Linked DNA regions of Homo sapiens: region 1 is linked to region 2. Evidence: read pairs that join two places in POLR2A ChIA-PET (ENCODE). Cell type or tissue: GM12878. All regions are shown on one strand. Each heading gives the region's core, and the rest is flanking DNA. Links, peaks and the distances in the headings are about the cores only.

What was found. ChIA-PET counts read pairs that join two places held together with the same protein. Peaks named below come from ENCODE experiments on the same cell type or tissue, not always from the same donor. Only the 100,000 strongest peaks of a DNase experiment are listed, where the experiment ranks them.
Region 1: POLR2A ChIA-PET joins it to region 2 with 5 read pairs; 1 of 35 experiments calls an interaction of 5 or more read pairs at or near these places.

The regions. Positions count from the first base shown.
Region 1 is chr3:178,513,018-178,523,077 of GRCh38, reverse strand. No RefSeq gene overlaps it. Among named protein-coding and RNA genes, the nearest start is that of KCNMB2, 18 kb to the left of the region's middle. In GM12878, for the core only: no CTCF peak of the experiment used is centred there; a DNase peak (open chromatin) is centred at 3,807; H3K4me3 peaks cover 1,094 bases; H3K27ac peaks cover 4,000 bases.
Region 2 is chr3:179,012,874-179,022,933 of GRCh38, reverse strand. It overlaps ZMAT3 (zinc finger matrin-type 3), which reads left to right. Exons shown (of 6, transcript NM_022470.4): 6 at 1-5,711. Among named protein-coding and RNA genes, the nearest start is that of ZMAT3, 54 kb to the left of the region's middle. RefSeq lists an enhancer at 5,527-5,636. In GM12878, for the core only: a CTCF peak has its summit at 7,244 (motif pointing left); DNase peaks (open chromatin) are centred at 5,493 and 7,223; H3K4me3 peaks cover 443 bases; H3K27ac peaks cover 3,297 bases.

The DNA.
Region 1 (10,060 bases), core at 3,797-7,796, 500 kb after region 2:
CATAGATGCCCATGTATTGCTCATAAGAAATGCTGCTTCAGCACAGAAATAAGGTTCATTTCCCTTTGCATACCCAGTATCTAGCTCTGTGCCTGACACATAGAACATGTGTAATAAAAGTTAACTGAATCAATGTACAAAGAGATGAACAATCCACAAACACTAAAGCCTCTGTTGCCTTGCTTTTACTACCCCTAGTAACAGCAATGGTGGTTACTTCCTGCTGAGATGCCCACTCATGATGATGACAAAACTTGTCTCTTTGTGGATGGATGAATTATGTTCTTTTGTTTTATGACCCATATGCACACCTGACAAATGGTGCTAGTAATGGATTTTACTCGTGTTCTGCGTCATGAACTGCCACTTGTGTCTGTATCTGCTAGATTACTTGCCCATTCCTTTGTTCTTGCCATTGTGTCCTGAAAGAATGGGATGAGCATGGGGGCAGAGGAGATGTTCCAGAAGCCCTGTTCAGTGATCCAGAAGAAGTCTTCACCTTTTACGTGGTGTTTTATACAAATTCTCTAGTGTTTTGCTATGGTGTTTTGCTGGCTGATGATTCAGTGAACACTTGACAATCATTGCTTGTGCAGTATGCATGTTTTTAACTACTGATTTCGAGGCTGTCAAGGGGAAAATTTCTTTTGAATGAACTCAAAAGAGTTCAGTAGGTGAGCTTGATTCTGCAGCTGCTAGAACTTGCCACTTCCTGTAGGTATTTTTTTTTTTGTCTCTCACTCTAGCCTTTGCCATCTGCCATTGTTACATGTCCCAGATGTGAAAGATTTTCTCATTATCCTGTAAACATGACTCTGTCATCCCCTTCATTTGTCTGGCCATTAGTTATCAAATTGTTGAGGGTCTGGCTGACCGTTCCTTAACACGTCTGTTCCAGATGCTACTTCTACAAGGGGAATGAAGAATAGCTAATATGCTTCACAATTAGTAGCTTATATTTAATTGCTTTCTCCTAATTCCAGTCAACTTGCAAAAATTTTAATAATTGGTATAACTTATACTCAGTTGTCCTATATATTTGGGCATGTAAAATGTACCGTATGGAAATTAAGGCCACACTCCTCCAACTTCAAAACTCATTTCAAGTACCATATTCTCAGGGAAGCCTTACCTGACCCCACCCAGAATAAGCTGTGATTTTTTCCTTTATTCATGTCAGTATTTTATAATATACCACATTTAATTACAATTGTTTGTATGTCTAGAGGTGAGGTTAGGTTGTATATGTCCTTTACTTCCATAGTCTCATTTATTAACACTATTAGCAGTTGCTTAGAAATTAACAGGTGCTCAGTAGAGACATGTAGCCCGACTGACCAACTACCACCTTCATTTGAACTCTTTATATCCATGCTGGTGAGTTCTTAAAGAATGCAGAAGACCAGTGCTAGGGAAAATTCTAATAAGCAATCTTTGGTGATATTTCTTTTTTTTTTTTTTTTAAGACGGAGTTTCACTCTTGTTGCCCAGGCCGGAGTGCAATGGCATGATCTTGGCTCACTGCAACCTCCTCCTCCCGGGTTCAAGTGATTCTCCTGCCTCAGCCTCCGGAGTAGCTAGGATTATAGGTGTGTGTCACCACGCCCAGGTAATTTTTGTATTTTTAGTAGAGACGGGGTTTCACCATCTTGGCCCGGCTGGTCTCAAACTCCTGACCTCGTGATCCACCCGCCTCGGCCTCCCAAAGTGCTTGGATTACAGGTGTAAGCCACTGCGCTCAGCCACTTTGGTGATATTTCTCTGGAAGCCTGGCTTGGAAGCAAGAGCACTGTATTTATAGTTGGGAAATGTGGATTTCAGTATCATGGCTGCTGTTTTTGAATTTTGCATGGAGTAATTTTGAATGTCACCTTGGAAAGTCATGTACATTCACCTTTCCCACTTCTAATACAAGGATACTAATATGTATCCCCACCTCAGAAGGTTATAGTGAGAACCAAATAAGAGAGCATTTGATAAAATGTAAAACGATATGCAGAACGAAGCTGCTAAAGTTGCTTCTGCTCATTTTGACATATTCAATGTATACATATAGGTCACATGATATATTTAATTTAGTACATTTAAATACTGTTTTAAAAAATTATTTGTCACATAAAGAATATAGAGCACTCTAAAAAGGATAATAAAAGTGATTTTTCTTCTGGGCATAACCAAGGCTTTAGTAATCCTTCAAAGACGGAAATATGGCAGGTTACAACGAAATGGAAAGCATGTAGAATAATCGCAGCATCCTTTTTCAAAACTGGATGCTGACTGCCTCTTTAGTTCTCTCCCAAAACTATATAGGATTCATTATATTTATATATGCAGGTGGCATTTGACCAAATTAGGCTGTCTGTATAAGAGCTTTATTGAGTAATTCCAAAGGAATTTCCCACTCTTGCTTCCCTTGATAGAAGGTCACAGAATTCACTTGGCTTCAGATAGACCCATGTGAGTGCTGGGAATTTGGTTCAACTTCCCCTCCCTCTACATATTCTGCTGAGAGTCAATTGATGTCTGCTGGTGTTCCATTTGTTAAGTAGTGGATTACTGATCAAATGTTATCTCTCTGGCAGAGCATACGATGACTTAGAAACCCTCACCTTTTACTATCATTTAGGGGTCCCACAGTCACTACTCTCTTAGTTTTGTTAATTTCTCCAAAGCCTTCCAGTAGTTATTACCACCGTTCCTTCTTTAGGGTAATCAAAAGCAGTTTAGAGAATAAATCACGCATCTCTACTCTGGAAATTTGACAACAGAGCCCTTAGCTCCCTAAGATGCTGTCTTCATCACATAAAACAGGCTTTTTTGGGGTCTATGACCTTAAATTAAGTTTATGCCATTAGCTTCACCTATCATAGTACTGGGGGCTAATTCATTTCTTTTATCTTAAGAAAAAAAATTAAAGATCTGGTATAATGCTTTTAAAATTTTTCACATACTTTGACTTCATCTTCTTATCACCATTTTTCAATTTCAATTACTTAGTGTTTTAGAACCAATATGCTAAAACTCAGCATGATAGAAAATACAGACCAGATCTTTAGAAAAGGGCAGACAGCAAACTAAAAGGCAGAAAAAGAAATGGAGCAAAGAATGGTCACACAAGATCTGTATTCTGAGCTCTTCGAGATGCCATCCGTTCAAACGTTACTTACCTTGGCCTCAAGACTTTATTCTACTGAACATCACTTGTTAGGTCCCTAAGCTAACATGTATTTTCAGACATGGTTCTCTGATTTTCTTATGTGAAAACCTGGGCTGATTTACATTCCATGACCTGAAAATAGATGCCTGCTTTTGTTGATGGAATATTAGCTCAATTAAAAAGAATAGGAATCCTGGAAGGTGCCTAGAGATGACATGGAAAATTAGAGGATTATAACTCTAACTTTTTCACAGAGGAAACTATAATAAAATTCATTTTTCCAGAACCCTAGAGTTGATACAGGATTTGACCTAGGAGTACTTGCCTTCAAATCTGTGTTTAGCCATTTACTTGTGTGCGAATCAGGGCAAATCCTTTAACTTTTGTGTTTTTCAGGTTTCTCATCTATTAAATAGGACTTCAAATACCTACCTCACAGAATTATCATTAGGTTCAGCTGTATACAATTCCTTTGAATACTCTAAAGACTACAGCTGCCAGTTGGTCTTGAGGTTATTTCTTGTCAAGATCAAGCCCTATCAGAAAAACCTAGTCTCATGTAGGGCAGAAGGGTAGTTTTGGTTTCTGACATTCTATAGATGTCATTTCTCTTGACCTTGGTAATGTTTCTAAATTGAGTTTGCAGCACAGTATCGGTCCTTGTGGAAATATGACTAAGAACACGTACACTTCTAACTACATAACATCTGGCTAGAAACATAATCTGAGAATAGTCTTTGAGAATAAATGGTTAGAGACACAACAAGTGATGTTCAGTAGCAAGAAGTCTTAGAAGCAGGGTGAGTCACATTTAAATCAATGACACAGCAGAGACCAATGAAGATTATTAAGTATATCAGTGACAAGGCTGTGTAAACTGGGTTCTATTACTTTGATAAAAGATAGATTCAGAATTCAAAGTGACTTTGGTGATTTAGAAAATAAATACAGAAAACTCGTTTCTAACTAGGAGCAGAGGAAGACACAGGATGGGGAGAAGGCTCAAATGTGCCCATATTTATGAGGGGAAAGAGCCAGCTATGTGTGGAGGGGGAGAAAAAGAAAGTGAGGTTCTGGGTAGTTATCAGATTGCCTGTGAGTCAGCAATGCGGCACTGCAGTTAGAAGAGCCAGATGAGTGCTGCAGGGCACGACAGGAAGGTGGCATGGAGCAATATCTGAAGGTCCACCTCCTCTTAGACGGATAACTGGACAGACTACATATGGATTATCAGTTTGTCTCTGGTTAAATACCTGTATATATTTCTTTAGGATACCTACTATGATCACTTTTGCAGAGTGAAGATGGCTTTTCTCTTTCTAATGTGAGCCATAAGGGATGCATTATGGGAGAGGAGTTATCTAAAAATGGAGAAACCTAATCCTATTTAGGGCAGGAGGGACCCCAACCCTCCTTAGCCTCCTCTATTAAACTATTATTTGTCAGTTGTTTTGAAAGTTTCAAAATACTTTAAAGATTTTCTAATTTTCAGCCTATATTATCTCTTGAATCAGTGAATCCTTAAGTTTACTACTCAGAAGGGTACCACTGTGCACGAAGACCATTGCACCCTGTGTCTTGTGTAAATTCACTTTTTTCTTGGACAGCCCCTTTTCCTTATGTCTACTTGGTGAACTTCTCTTTATCCATCAGGTCTCAGCTGAAGCCTCACTCTGTGTGAAGCCCTTTTTGACCTTCCTGGGTAGAGTTGTATCCCTTACGCTCACCTCTGCTGCATTGTGTACATTCCCCTGTTAAAGGCTCATTAATCACACTAGATAGAATTAGAATGTGAGCTTCTTGAAAGTACAGATCACATCTTACTCATCTATTCATCTTTGTATTCTCAGACCTAGAAGTGCCCCTGGCACATGGTGTGTGCTCTATAATTACCTATGAAATGATTTAATGAAGGGTTGAATGAAGATGAGTACATAACTACAAGATCTATGTGAATAGGTAAAAAAAAAAAAAAAAAAGTCCGCTATTTAACTAGAAAAAAGGCAACTCCAACTTTCTGTATTCCATAGTGTACCACACGGGTGAGGAATTATATTTTAAAAAGAATTTTAAGAGTTTCCCGTGAGCTGTAAGAAAGAAGTCGTTGCCAGTAACAACTAAGCATAGTCTTTTCTCCGTTCACATGCAGACGATGAGCTAGAGTAAGTTTCTTCTAACTTTAAGTTCTTTATTACCTCATGCTAAGTTCCAGCATTTTCTATTCTTTGGCTTCTACCAGTTGCTTGAGGATCCATGATGGAGACAGACTCATCCTGAAAAGCCCAATTCCACCTTCAGCAAAACCTACAAGAGGTCTCATCTGTTGAAGTGAACTAAAAGTTTAGCAAGTGATAAAATTTTCACATTGTCACACATTCATTTAATAGTAAGGGGAAACGTGAAGCCAAGAAATATTTTTTAAGGCAGCAATGTACAAACATATCTTTTTCATTCTGTAAATCTCTTTTCTCAGGGTAGGTTTGATCAGAGGGAAAGAAACATCTTTACCATAGTATTGTCTCCAAGTGTTCTGTTTCTGTTTTTTTGAGTGAAGCGTTTGATGCCTGTTGAGGGTTTTAGTGGTCTGATTCTGACTGTAAAGTTGCTGATTTCTTCTACCCACTACCATTTTTGTTTCAGAAACAAAGCAACAGAAAATGGCATTGTTTGTTTGCCTAATGACATGTGCTAAACACACACACACACACACACACACACACACACACACACACAGAAGAAAAACAAAAAGCCTCCCTCCTGTCCTCCAGCTCATTTTTAATATTTATCTTTTCATGAGTACATCCAGCCTATCTTTAATGTTGTCAACATGTTCCTAAGCAGGCTGAGTAGGGTGTTAGCAAACAACAGCAGCAGGAAATCTCTAGTCCCTGACAGTTAGAGAGGGCTCCCCTCCAAGAAGTGAGCCTAAAAAGTACATATTAGCTTTTTTAAAAAAATCTCAGACTCAACAAATTTATTAGTGTCATGATTTCATTTTCTATTTTAGAATATCATGGTTTTCACAGTGTCCCATGATTCTATTAATTCCTTTTATTAACAAATGAGTTATAGATATTTTAATTTATATCTCAATTCTTAAGATTCTAGAAGACATAATTCATCAGTCACAGACATCAAGACCTCAGTGAGAAATTGGTTGGTAGTGGTGACAGCATGAGTTTGAGAACCAGGATTACCTGAATCTGAATTATGGTTCTGTATGTTCTACCTGCATGACTGAGGAAATAAGCTTCTCTGTGCCTCAGTTTCCCACTTATAAAATAAGATTGACATTACCCCATTTTCAGAGTTAGTGTCAAAATTAAGTGAATTGCAACATGTAAGGCTCTTAGTACAATTTCAGATATATAGTAAACTCCTGATAAATGGTGACAATGAAGATGATGATGGAGTTGAAGATGCATTTTTTTCAGCAGAGTTCATTCAGACAGGTACATTCCCTGATGCTGGAGATCACAAATCCTTATACGTAAAAATCAACTCTACCTTTTAGGATGGAAAATGTCTAAAGGTTTTCAAGGTGTTGATTTTCAAATGTGTTAAAAAGCTCAAAAGAGACAAAGGCTTCAATATTCAGACTGTCTTCTGGCAGCGTTAGAGAAGGCTCAGTCTATGTAAATCTAGAAGTTGCAATTTGTCATTTATTTTCTGAACCTCCAAATGCATATTTTGGACCTTTATTTTGTTTAAATTCTTGGGTGATAATTAAATCACAGGAGTATCTATGACATATGTGGTTGGGTGATCACCTCTTAATCTCAAATACCCTGTGACTGTTTCTGACAAACATATTTTGAAGACATTTATAAAAGAGAATAAATAGTTCGCAAATATTTTCTCCCATTCTGTAGCATGTCTGTTTACTCTGTTGATAGTTTCTTTTGCCATGTAGAAGCTATTTAGTTTAATTAGGTCTATTTATCAATTTTTGTGTTTGTTGCAATTGCTTTTGAGGACTTAGCCATAAATTATTTGCCAAGGCTGATGTCCAGAATGGTGTTTCCTAGGTTTTCTTCTAGTATTTTATAGTTTGAGGACTTACATTTAAATATTTAATCCATCTTGAGTTAATTTTTGTATATGGTGAAAGGTAGGGGTCCACTAGCATCCAGAATCTCTTAGGAACTTAAACAGTTCAACAAGCAAGAAGTAATCCTTTCAAACAGTGTGCAAAGGACATGAACAGACACTTCTCAAAAGAAGACATACAAGCAGCCAACAAACATATGAAAAAATGTTCAGCATCACTAAACAGTAGAGAAATGCAAATCAAAACCACAATGAGGTATCATCTCACATGAGTTAGAATGGCTATTACTATTATTATTATTATCATTATTTGAGATGGGGCCTCACTCTGTCACCCAGACTGGAGTGCAGTGGTGCGATCATGGCTCACTGCAGCCTCGACCTCAAGTTATCCTCCCACCTCAGGCTCCTGAGTAGCTGGGTCTACAGGAATGTGACACCACGCCCAGCTAATTTCTATTTTTTTGTATTTTTTGTAGAGACAGGGTTTTGCCATGTTGCCCAGGCTGGTCTTGAACTCCTGAACTCAAGTAATCCATCCGTCTCGGCCTCCCAAAATGCTGAGATTATTGGCATGAGCCACTGCACCCAGCTGGCTATTACTTAAACGTCAAAAAATAACAAATGCTGGTGAGGCTGAAGAAGAAAAAAAGGAATGCTTATACACTGTTGGTGGGAATGTAAATTAGTCCAGCCACTGTGGAAAGCAGTTTGGAGATTTTTCAAAGAATGTAAAACAGAACTACCATTTGTCTCAGTGATCCCATTACTGGGTATATATCCAAAGGAAAATAAGTCATTCTACCAAAAAGACATGTGCTTATATGTTCATGGCAGCACTATTCACAATGATGAAGACATGTAATCAACCTAGATGCCCATCAATGGAGGATTGGATAAGAAAATGTGGTACAATATACACCGTGGAATACCACGCAGCTATAAGAGAGAAGAAAATTACATCCTTTGGGCTGGGTGCAGTGGCTCATGCCTGCAATCCTAGCACTTTGGGAGGCCGAGGCAGGCAGATCACTTGAGGTCAGGAGTTTGAGACCAACCTGGCCAACAGGGTGAAACCCTGTCTCAAAAAAAAAATGTCCTCAGCAAATTAATGCGGGAACAGAAAACCAAGTATTGCATGTTCTCACTTATAAGTAGAAGCTAAACATTGGGTACACATGGACATAAAGATGGGAGCAATGGACACTGGAGACTACTAGCAGGGGAAGAGAGACAGGAAGGCAAGAGCTGAAAACTACCTGTTGGGTACTGTGCTCACTATCTGGGTGACAGAGACTGTCATACCCCAAACCTCAGCATCACACTATATAGCCATGTAAGAAATCTGCACATGTACCCTATGAATCTAAAATAAAGATAAACATTTTTTAAAAAGTAAAAAGGGTCAAATTAAAAGATAATTATAATAATATAACTGTGTCGTATTTTAAAAATAAGTAAATGTATAAATGTTAAAGACTAAAAAAAAGAGGATCAGTAGAAAAAAAAAGGTGTTACTATTTTAAGGTAATTAATATTTTGGCTTCCTTGGCAGTAAAAATAGGACTTCACCAGATGGCAGATGTCTTTTTGGTTAGTAATGTCACGCTATATTTTCAAAGAAGAAATGGGGGAGGGAGGGGAGATGCTGTTGAGAACAGCTTTTTCAAATCACACCAAGGCATATAATATGGGGTTTGGGAATGGAGGAGGAAATGAATAAACAAACAAGGTATTTTTATTGCCTAAGAGCATGAACTTAGCTTTCTTGAGAAAATGTGACTTTTTCAGATGAAATTGAACATGTGAGAGCTGTGGAATTCTGTGAGGGTGTGTGTATTAGAAATAGAGCAATGCAGACAATGAAATGCCCAGACGCCTCAGAGCAGGAGTGTTCAGGGTAGTTAGGAGAATGCTTCCCTGAGACAGAAGGGAAAGACAGGACAGGTGGGTCTCCCTTACTCTGAATTCCTCTGCAGTGTTCTTCTCCTTTCATACACATGGATTGATTTAAGACTCTTATAAGCCTCTGGGAAAAGCACTGGGGAAACAAAAGTATCCTCAAAAGTTCACCAGCTGGTAAAGAAAGCAGGATGTAGCCCCCACTTATGGACCAAAGCCAAGGCCCAAGCAAGGCAAGAGGAAGGCCAAGGTCCCATATCTATTGCAGCTGGGGGCAGTTAGACCTCAAGCCTTTTCTCAGTGTGATATTCTCAGTCCTCTCCAAACGGCCTTATGGTGGTGATGGTGAACCAAATGGCTGAGCCATGAGTGAGCCTCAGAGGTAATAATAAGTGGCATTTATTGAATGCCTACTATGTGCCAGAATCTTTACATGTGCACTCTCCGCTTCCTTGTTGATCCCTCAAGACAGGTGTCGTCTCCACTTTGTTGGAATGACAGGGAATTGAGGCTCATATTGGTGGAGTAATAAACTCAAAGTTACACTGAAATGTCATTTAAGCCCCTATCATTCTGGAGTCAAAGCCTGCATTCTTCCTATAATACCACAGGGTTCCATAGGGCACATGTATTAGTCCATTCTCACATTGCTACAAAGAAATACCTGAAACTGGGAAATTTATGGAGAAAAGAAGTTTAATTGGCTCAGGGTTCTGCAGGCTATACAAGAAGCATAGTGGTTTCTGCTTCTGGGGAGGCCTCAGGAAACTTACAATCACAGTGGAAGGTGAAGGTGAAGCAGACACATCTTACATGGCAGGAGCAGGAGGAGGAGCGGAGGGGGGGAGGTTCTACACACTTTTAAATAACCAGATCTCATGATAATTCACTCACTCACTATCACAAGAACACAACTGAGGGGAAGGTGCTAAACCATTCATGAGAACTGCC
Region 2 (10,060 bases), core at 3,518-7,517:
TGATAATTCTGTAGGCAAAAAAAATTGGGGAAGGCAAATTACAATCATTCTTCTTCTGTAATACTTTGGGACAATTTTTAAACAACTCAGACCCATGTTTAAAAACGAGTTTTGTGTGATTAACCCTTGTATAGTATCCAGTTACTGTCTTCTCTTGAAGTGGTGGTTCTTTGAGAAGTAGAATTATTTTGTAACTTTTCTTCTCCCAGAAACAGAAGAATCAAATACTATTCTGTTAGGATTCTATCTAGACCTGTGACTCTTAGTATAATAACCCTTTTATTATTATTATTATTATTATTTTTTCAGTAATCTATAAAGTAGAGTTGCTTAGTTTTGAGCAATTTAGGGCTTTTCTTATTGGCCAGTAGGTTATTCATTTTGCTGCTAAATATAATTTTTTGGTTAATTTTAACATTATAGTGCTGGCCGCTTGGTTCTATGATTACCTAAAAATCTAGTTTTTTTCCTCCATAGGTAGATGTGTGTGTATGCATACCCCCACACACACACGTACATATATGTTGTCATAGAGAGGTATTTCAACCCTTATTTCAAATAACAGTAGAAGATACGAACATGAATTTATATTTTGTAAAAATGTCATTCATCCACTTTGTTTTCCATTGGAAATAGTTTTATAAGAAGGGTTCCCCTTGCTCTCTCCACTTAACAATTTCATTATATACGTAGAAAAAGCAGCCGACTTAAGGGCTTGATGTTTTTTCAGGCCTTGTGGATTCAGGTTTCCAGTTTCCCAGTGCCCTTAATGGATGTTATGAATGCATAAGCACATTTTCTTTTAAAGAAAGAAGTTAGATTTATAGTGTTATTTCTTACTTGCTATATTTCTTTGCACTAAAAAAGAGCTATGTGTTTGTTTTATAGGACACTTTAGTACCGTATTGCCTACAATAACTCAGTTTGCTCCTTAAATTCCAAACTCTGGGAAGTTGATAAATAACTTCCATGATCACTTGTAAAAGTTACATGCACATCTGAAAAAAAATCACAAATCTCTATGACAGTAGGTTATGTTTTGAGCTTGTTACCTTGCAGTATTCTTCTCTGTTCCATAGGTGAAAACAAAGGGTGACAGAGGTTATCAGGCAGGAAATGCCTAAATAGATACATCTCTGCATGGTACAATTTCTCATATTCATGTATTCCATAAACAGTGTTTTTTCTCTGTTTAAGCAGACTGTTGTTTCTTCTGAGTCAGTGATATGTGATCTTCGTTGGTTTCATTTTGTGAAGCTCAGTCTGTCTCTGTAACATACTTTAGGATTTGCACCTTGTGCTCCCCAGGAATTATGTTAGTGTCCTTTTCTATGCTGTCTTCAAGGATGGACAGAGGCCTAAACCACAACAACAACAAAAATTAGAAAAAAAAATACTTAGATTTCGGTAATCATCCATAGGAACTCATAGCATCAGTCTCTTTTCTCTGTGAATAATATCTTTGTGTAAGTTGTCATAAAAAATCAACGTTAGAAGATGACAATTAGAATTCTTCTTAGGTATTGAGGGTAAGAAGTTGTAAAGAAAGAAAATTCGTGTTTCAACTAAAAGATTGGATTGCATATACCTTTGAAGTGGTTTTGTAAAAAAAGTTCAGTTACTAAACTGAGTGTGCCCTGTAATCCTTTTGAGTGCACTGAAGATGCTTTGAAAATACTTTGTTGGTCTTCACATTGTGCATCATGTCCTGCAACTTGTAAATATGTGCATGTTGTTTATGTTTGTCTGCCTGTCTCTTATTGCACTAAATTCTGCAAGGTGAATAATTTTTTTATACCATTTATTTGGAAAAAGTTCCTCCTCCAACTCTTCTTCACTGACCTTTTAATTAGTTGGTAAACTTAGAAAACCAGGTAGGATTTTTGAAGCCCTGAGTTTAAAAGAAGAATCGTGGCTATTTGACATCATCCTTACATTCCCCTGACTTAAAAAGCTAACAAGAAGCACGAGATCTTCCACCTCATTTTAGAAAGCTTTTCTACAGAACTATATGCTTGCTTATAGCTACCTATCTACAGTTTGAACAGGGAGAAAGGGAGATATGTATGTCTGGTTACATCTTCCTTCACTCTTGAATTGGCTGGGACAGCAAGCAACAACAGTTTGAGGTCCAGTGACCTACGTAAAATGAGTGTCGTTTGTGTCAGGGGACACATGTAACTGTGCAACATGGTATTTTCTACAGGGAGGGCTAGGAAGGGTGGTTTTGGAACCTAACCTACTTTGTGTCTTCATTGTCAGAACTAAGGTTGGAAATGCCCTTTAAAGAACTTGGTGAGGCATATGCTAGGACAATAGAGCTGCTTTAGAAAGAAATTGAGACATGTTTTGTCAGGACAGATAAAAGTTTAATGCAGGCTTTTGAACAGATGTTTTAAAACAAATTTGACCTTACCAACTATTTTTTTCTTCTAGCCAAATCATTGTACAGGAGTTTCATATATGATAAAAAGTGTTTTGTTATTGTTTTTGCTTTCTTGGCAGGGGAGAACCCCTACCATTGTGAGCAGTTACTGTCACTCTGGCTGAATGGACAAATAGCTGTGTAAATAGCTTCTCATAAAACGCTTCTACTGATAGCTGTTTGACTTTTTCTTCCCGTTATGAATGGGAGGAACATTTGTAAACTTCCTTTCTGGGTAGCTACCAAAAAACGTACTGGCTTATGGTCCCATGTGACCTTGTCTCCGTTAAGCCCAGAATCTGAGTGCCTTTAGCAAGTGTTAGCATTTCACAGAGAGAAGAGAGACAGAATTATTGCTATTAATCACCATTCATAAATAGGAGCTTGGAATAACAAAGGTCTGTGTGAATTCTGTTCTACGTCTTTTTTTTCCCTTTTTTAAATAAATGTCAATTTGATATCAAGTAAAACTATTGTCATTATTGATCAGAAACCATACATTCTGAAAATGAATCCAGTTTTCCCAAGCTGGCAGAAGTCAGAGATCATTTTTCACCTTGATCTGTGTTGCGTTTGTACTTAGTGAATGGCAGTGTGGTTGATTGGAAGAGCTTGACACTGATGTTTGGAAAAATTCTTTATTCTAGTGGTCATTTTCAAACTTGTCTTCTGTAGAGAGGGGAAAAATTATGTATTTGCAGCTAAAGCGAAGAGACTGGCACAATAATTATTAATTGTGTTAGTTCATTTCTATATTAAATGAAGCATCTTCACAAATCAGGTTTGAAGCCATTAAAAGCAAAATTTTCCCTAGTTTAATTAATTTAAAATTCTAAATTGCCTGACTACTTAGAATCTTAGAAACGCCCTGCTAGACTGATTTTATTATAGAAATGTTAACATGTTCCTCAACATTTTCTCAAGAAAATTTTCAGACATATATCAAAGTTGAAAAAACTTTGCAGTATAACCACTGCTAGATTCTGCCATCAACATTTGACTATACTTGTATTGCCATGTATCTGTTCATATTCTCTATCCCTCTTTTCATCCATCGATCCATCAGATTTTTTTTTTAAAGAACATTCCAAAGTAAATTTTAGGCAATACACTGCCCTAAATTCTTAGCATGGGTGTCATTAATTAAGGTTTAGTATTCGTTTAAATATCTATTTTGAAAGTGGTGTATGAAGTTGATAATCTGAGCCAATTAACATACTTTTTTTTTTTTCCTCCTGTGGACTTTTGTCTTCCAGTTTCTCTTTTTGTGTGTACTTAGGGTGAGGGAGGACAATTCCTTTCAAACACAAGTTTATTTTAGAATTGGTCATTTTTAAGTGCTTGTCATAAATTTTAAAGTTTCAATATAATTTTTCTTTTCCCCACTTCTGATAATGTATTTTTGCCAAACTATGCAGCTTCTTCAAAAAACTGTAAATTACTGATTGGGGTTTATGAAATCAGCGAATACCTCATTTCAATCTGTTGCTGCTTTTCTCCCTCTTGTCACTTCTCCTTTCACTACTTTCAGCTGCTCTACCAGAAGGTAGAGGGGAGTAAAGGGTCAAACCCCTATATAATTAGCTGTTTTAAACAACTCTAGGAGAGCAGATTAAGTAGCTTAGTAAGTTGAAACTATTAATTTTTCTAAAGAATTTGATTTGAATTCCTTGAGAATTGTAATTATCCACACTTCCTCCAGCTATAATTAGCAGAATTAAAAATGATTGTACTGTACAATGAGTTGTTGAAATTGTAAGCCTTAGTAACCATCTTTAGCTTTATTGTAGTCATGTTTAGAAAAAATTATTTTTACATATGCCTTTATTTTTATGCCCACTTTTTGTGGATAAGATTCTTTAGATAAAATCTAAAGAATTTTAAGTGACTTTCTCCAGGTCATGAAGATTCAATGGGTAGAATTGAATCAGAATTGAAATGTTCCAGATTCATATTCTTGTGTGTGTTTGATAAAATTCATGGCTTCCAAAGTAACTGAACACTTCCTTTGGGCCCTTGGAGGGAAAATCCATATTTTTACTAATTACACTTTTTTTTTTAGACATCTGGCAGTTCTTTGAACTTAAACATATTCTCATGGCCATAGTTCCAAATTAAGCCCGACGCAGTTGCTAAAAATCTTGCTGCACTGTTGAATACTAATAATGCAACATTTATTGGATGTTTTTGCATTTTGATGACCTTCATGATTCATTTATAAGTCTTTGTAAGTGCTTAAGTGACCCCCTCACTAGTGAAAATAATAAATGTTCTATATCATTTATTATTATTTGTGTATTCTCTACATGATATATTTTTTTAAGGAAGAGTAACTCCACATGTCAGAATGAGTGATATTATCCTAGGGCAAAGCGCAAATAGGGCAGTTTGTTTCTACTCTGCAAATATGGCATGTATAGGAACAAAACTCTTTTGGAGTGGCTGGTCATTGTTCTGCCCTCTTTTGGTACCTGAGTACCTTTCTGGGGTTTTGTAAATCGTGTGTCATTTGTAAGAATTTCACGTTAACTCTGCGTTACTTGGTGTTCACCTGTGGTATCCTTGACTGACCATAATGATTTAGTTTGGGTATGATGTGTCTGCTTTGAAATGCCTTACTGGAGTATGTCAGATCCTGCTTTAAAGCATTCCATATATCTGCTGGGACAATAAGTTGCTTCTCCTTGGAAATATGCTCTAGATTCAGAAGCAAAACCGATTTTGCTTTCACCATTAAGGTTGCATTTTAATGCAGTTATTGTTTTAAATTAGAGAATAAAATGTAAAACCAAGGGAGGCTTTAGAACCCTTTATTGAATGGCATGGCAAACTTTTAAAACTGCTTTTGCTATTTCACTAGAACTATCTTTGATAAAGGATATAGCTAAAAAATGTCAGCCCAAACTGTGTGTAATTAGGGTTGTTTATTAAAATTTTCTCTAAATGTCATACAGAGGCTTAAGATCTGTGTATGCTGTTGGGTCGGAGTGCCAGTCACTGCTTTGGAAGTCTGTGTTCTGGGGCTGCAGAATGACAAACGTGTCATGGGATTAAAACCAATCAACTGTGAATTGTGAAATTGAAACTACTCTTTCGGTTTTATTTTCTTTAGCATATTGAGTATAGAAATCTGAAACTTATTTAAAATTTATACTGCTTTTGTTGATGGCTCATTTTGGCTGTGTATCCTCACTTATGTACTGATTTCTGATAAAGGCTTGACATTATTATAACACGCATTTTGTGTTCCAGTTTAATAAAACGGTTTCTGAGTCTTGTCTGAAAATTGTTTGGTTATGAGTTGAAGATCAAGGGAAGAAGGTAAATTGTCATCACTGAGACGTTATTTTGATGCCGATTCTCGATGACTGTGGGTTCTCCATTCATCAGTCTGCACACAGTCTGCCATGGTCTTCTGGAAATCATGCAAGTACTGTAAGCTTTTAGGTTGGCAGTAGAATCAACCTAGCTGCCCACACTGCCCGTTCTCCCCATCACTGGAGTTAGCCTGGGACTGGAGTGAGTTCTCAATTTTGTTGGTAGATTTTAATATTTATTTTCCCTTCAAATTTTAAGAAAGTTGGCCTTAGTACCATAAACACTGCTGGAAATAAACACATTATTAAAAAGCATATACCCATTAATCTTTTGGGGGTGTTTTACATGTAAAATACTCTTACAAATATAATCAATTTATATATGCAATATAATTGAGATGTGGTCCTTTAAACAGCCTGGTTTTCTGTATACAGTGTACTTTTGAATTTAAATGCTCACTTAAAAAAGTAGATTATAGGCTGTAAGATGCTGTTATGCTTTAATTAATCAGGATGCAAGACACATACCCTTACTGTTGTGGGAAAAATTCTTCGGTCTGCACACACAAAAAATGTTTCTGAATGAAGTGAATAGATCACACTGAATTTGTGTGTTGTAAAGTACTCAAGGCATCAGCACATTTTATTAAATCATCTCCAGGAGATTCTTAGCTTTAAAAAAGCCATGATAATATGCACCAAAAAAGTCTTAAATGATTTCAGATTTTCAGCCTTTTTAAAGGCATTTCTGAGGCTCATTCATTGGCTGAAAATCTATTCAAGATCAAATGCTGGGTGTTATCCTTTATAATTTCTTAAAGGGCTGGTGATAAAGTTTCCCAATGTATGATAAATTGATATAAGATTATAAAGATCAGAAATAGATCTTTTTATGTGAGTTTTAAGATTTTTATCATCTGAGTTGAGGCTTAAACCACAACAATTCTTAGTTGTGGGATCTTCATAACTTGAAAATTAAGAATTACAAAAAGATGAAGACAGTTAACTATTGTGTAACGTGAATATTATTTTAAAGGGATCTGATTATGAGTTCTTACCAAAAAAAATCCCCTAAAAATACATTTCATGGTTTTTAATCTTCAAGTCTGTGTGTGTATGTGTGTATATATATTTAGGGGGAATGTATACTAGGAGGGAGTTTATGGAAACATGTTTAAGATGATCATATGCTAGTAATGAAGTGTGTCCAAAGGAACAGATGTAAATTTGCCACTGGAAGAAATACACTCCACCATAGGCAGTCTATAACTTATGCTTGGCATTTTGGATAAATCTTTAAGTATGTAATTAGAGCTTCAAATGTGTTTTGGCTGGAAGTTGTCCCTCTAGACAGGAACAAGATGCCTTTCATATTAGCTTCAATTTTTCATCTTTGCTGATGCCAGAGGCACCTCTCTAACCCTGTTTTCTAGAAATCCTTACTAGGTTATGGACTTTGACCAACGGTATCTAGTGCCACCTTGTGGACTGTCTAGATTTTACAGTTAGCAGTTTGTGGTTGGTGAACTAACTTTAAAGCAGGATGTTTGGTTGAAAACCACCTTGTGGAGGATATGAGTTTTTATCTGTAAATAAAACAAGTCATGCCTTTAAGAGATACTGAGGACTGTTTTTGCAGCTTAAGTCTGTAAAGGATGACAGAGTGGGAAAGTGTTGAATTGGAAATCAGGATCCATATATATGTATGGATAGATATATATGCACAGGCATGTGTGAATGTCTCATTTTTTGTGATTATTTAAAAACGTCTATTTTGTTTAAAAAAATCTGTTCTCTACATATTCGGTTATGTGAACAACAACAAACATGGAAATTAAAATAATGGTCAATGAAGGCCCCAACCAGGAAGTAAAGGACTAGAAAAATCTTTCATCAAAGAAGACTTGAAAATTTAAAAACACAATTATATACAAGGGCAAATGTTACCAAACATGGAAATCTTGCTGACATAAAAATTAAACTATAAAATATTAAAATTTTCCCAAACATAGTTTATTTTTGGGGAAAACAATATTTTCTGCTTTAATAAGCTAGCAATGAAGAAAGAGACTTTTTTAAAAAAGTAGTTTTATTAAATATTTCAAACATTCAGAAAAAGTACATACTGGGTAACTGGTCTCAGTTCTGTCACCAGTGTGTTCCCTGGCTTGTCACTTGACCTCTTGAAATTCAGATCCCCATAACTGGGGTATTAGGGGTGGATCTAGTTATTTCTTCTTTATTCCTCTCTTTCAGTACTATGGATAATTTAGAAGATTGCTGTTTTCAAAAAGAATTGTTTTTTTTTTTCGAAATACATAAGTCCTGAACTCACTCCTGAACTCCATGCTGCCATGTCCCCCCTGCCCAGCGGCAATTGATCGCGGTTAGCAGTTTCTTGAGTCTTTTCCAGATAAAGTCTATGTAACGTGAATGGAGGCATTCCATCCCTACTGTTCTGTTCATCACCTTGGGGTATGTGTGTGTGTGTGTATGTGTGTGTGTGTGTGTGTGACCTTGGCAAGCATTCCATACCAGCACATGTGGATCTATTTCATTGTTTTTCATTCTGTGGTGTTTCCTTGTATGATTTCTAAAATTTCTGTTATTGATCCTCTATTGATGGACATTTATGTAATAATAATTTAAAAAAATTAAACCCTTAAAAATAGCAAAACATATAAAATTTACCATTTTAACCATTTAGTTTACAATCATAATCACTCTCCATCTCCAGAAATTTTTTATCTTCCCAAACGGAAATTTTACTCATTAAACAATAACTCCACATTCTCTCTTCCCCAGTCCCTGGTAACCACCATTCTACTTTCTGTCTCTATGATTTTGACTACTTGAGGTACCTCATATAAGTGGAATCATATGACAATTGTCCTTTTGTGTCTGGCGTATTTCACTTGGCATAATGTCCTCAAGGTTCATCCATGTCGTAGTATGTATCAGAATTTCCTTCATTTTTAAAAATTATTTTTAATTAGGGATATATAATATTGTACGTATTTATGGGGTACATGTGTCATTTTGATACAAACATTCAATGTGTAATGATCAAATCAGGGTAATTGGGGTATCTTATCACCTCAAGCATTTATCAACTTTCCTTCCTTTTTAAGGCTGAATAATATCCCATTGCATGTATCGATGACATTTTGTTTATTCATCCACTGATGGACACTTACGTTGCTTCTACCTTTTAGCTATTGTGAATAATGCTACTGTGACCATAGGTGTACATAGCTGAAGACTTGGAAAATTATAAATTATTTTATATATGCAAAGTGTATAAAAGTTTAATTTTTTTCACTGAAGCTTTGATAATTTGAGTCTGTAAAACAAACTGACCATGGATTAACAGGAAAAAAGGCATACAGATTTATTAATGTACATATGGGCATGGGAGTCATACAAAATATGAAAAACTCAAATGTCCAGACAGCTGATGCTGTAAACCAAAAAGTATCTGAGACAGATCTCAATCAACTGAGAGTTATTTTGCCAAGGTTGATGATACACCCAGGAAAAAAAGCCACTAGCCACAATAGAATCTGTGGCCCACACTTTTTTTCCAAAGAGGATTTTGAGTGCTTCCATATTTAAAGGGGAAAACATGGGCAGGAGAGAAAAGAAGTGTAGATGAAAGAGGCAAGAAGTTGCAATCTTTTGAAGATTTCATCAGCGTTCAGTGGATCCACATTTTACATGTGAAAGGAGAGGGTAGAGGCATTTGTCTCATGCTCAGTGAATCTACGTTTTTACATAAGATAAGTAAACAGAATAGAGGAAGCAGTCAAATATGCATTTGTCTCAGGTGAGCAGAGGTATGACTTCTGGTTCTATCCTTTGTCCCGTTCTTCTGAAGATAAATTGTTTGTTATTGTCAGGGTGAAATTCAACAGAACTGTTTTAGGGTAAGGATCTTGAGGGCCCACAAAAAATTTGCTCGTGAGCAAATTGCGAGGGAGGTATGTAGGTAGTCTTTCATCTTTGTAGCTGTTGAGGAACAAAATGGGAGGCAGTTTTGTGTGACTCAGTTCTCAAGCTTGACTTTTTCCCTTAGGTATGGTGAATAGGGGGTCCCAAAATTTTATTTTCCATTCACAACTCTTTAATACTATCTTGAGGTTACAGAAAGAATAGGGGCTTGAAGCTTGTCAAGACAGGTTATGGTGGCATGAGAGGTTATGGGAAGGAGAGAAGAGGCAAGGTGTGCTGCAAAGGTGGTCTTGTTATGCAGATGATCTCACAGGTAGCAGCCCTCAGAAAGGAAAAATGGGAGGCCAGGTACGGTGGCTCATGCCTG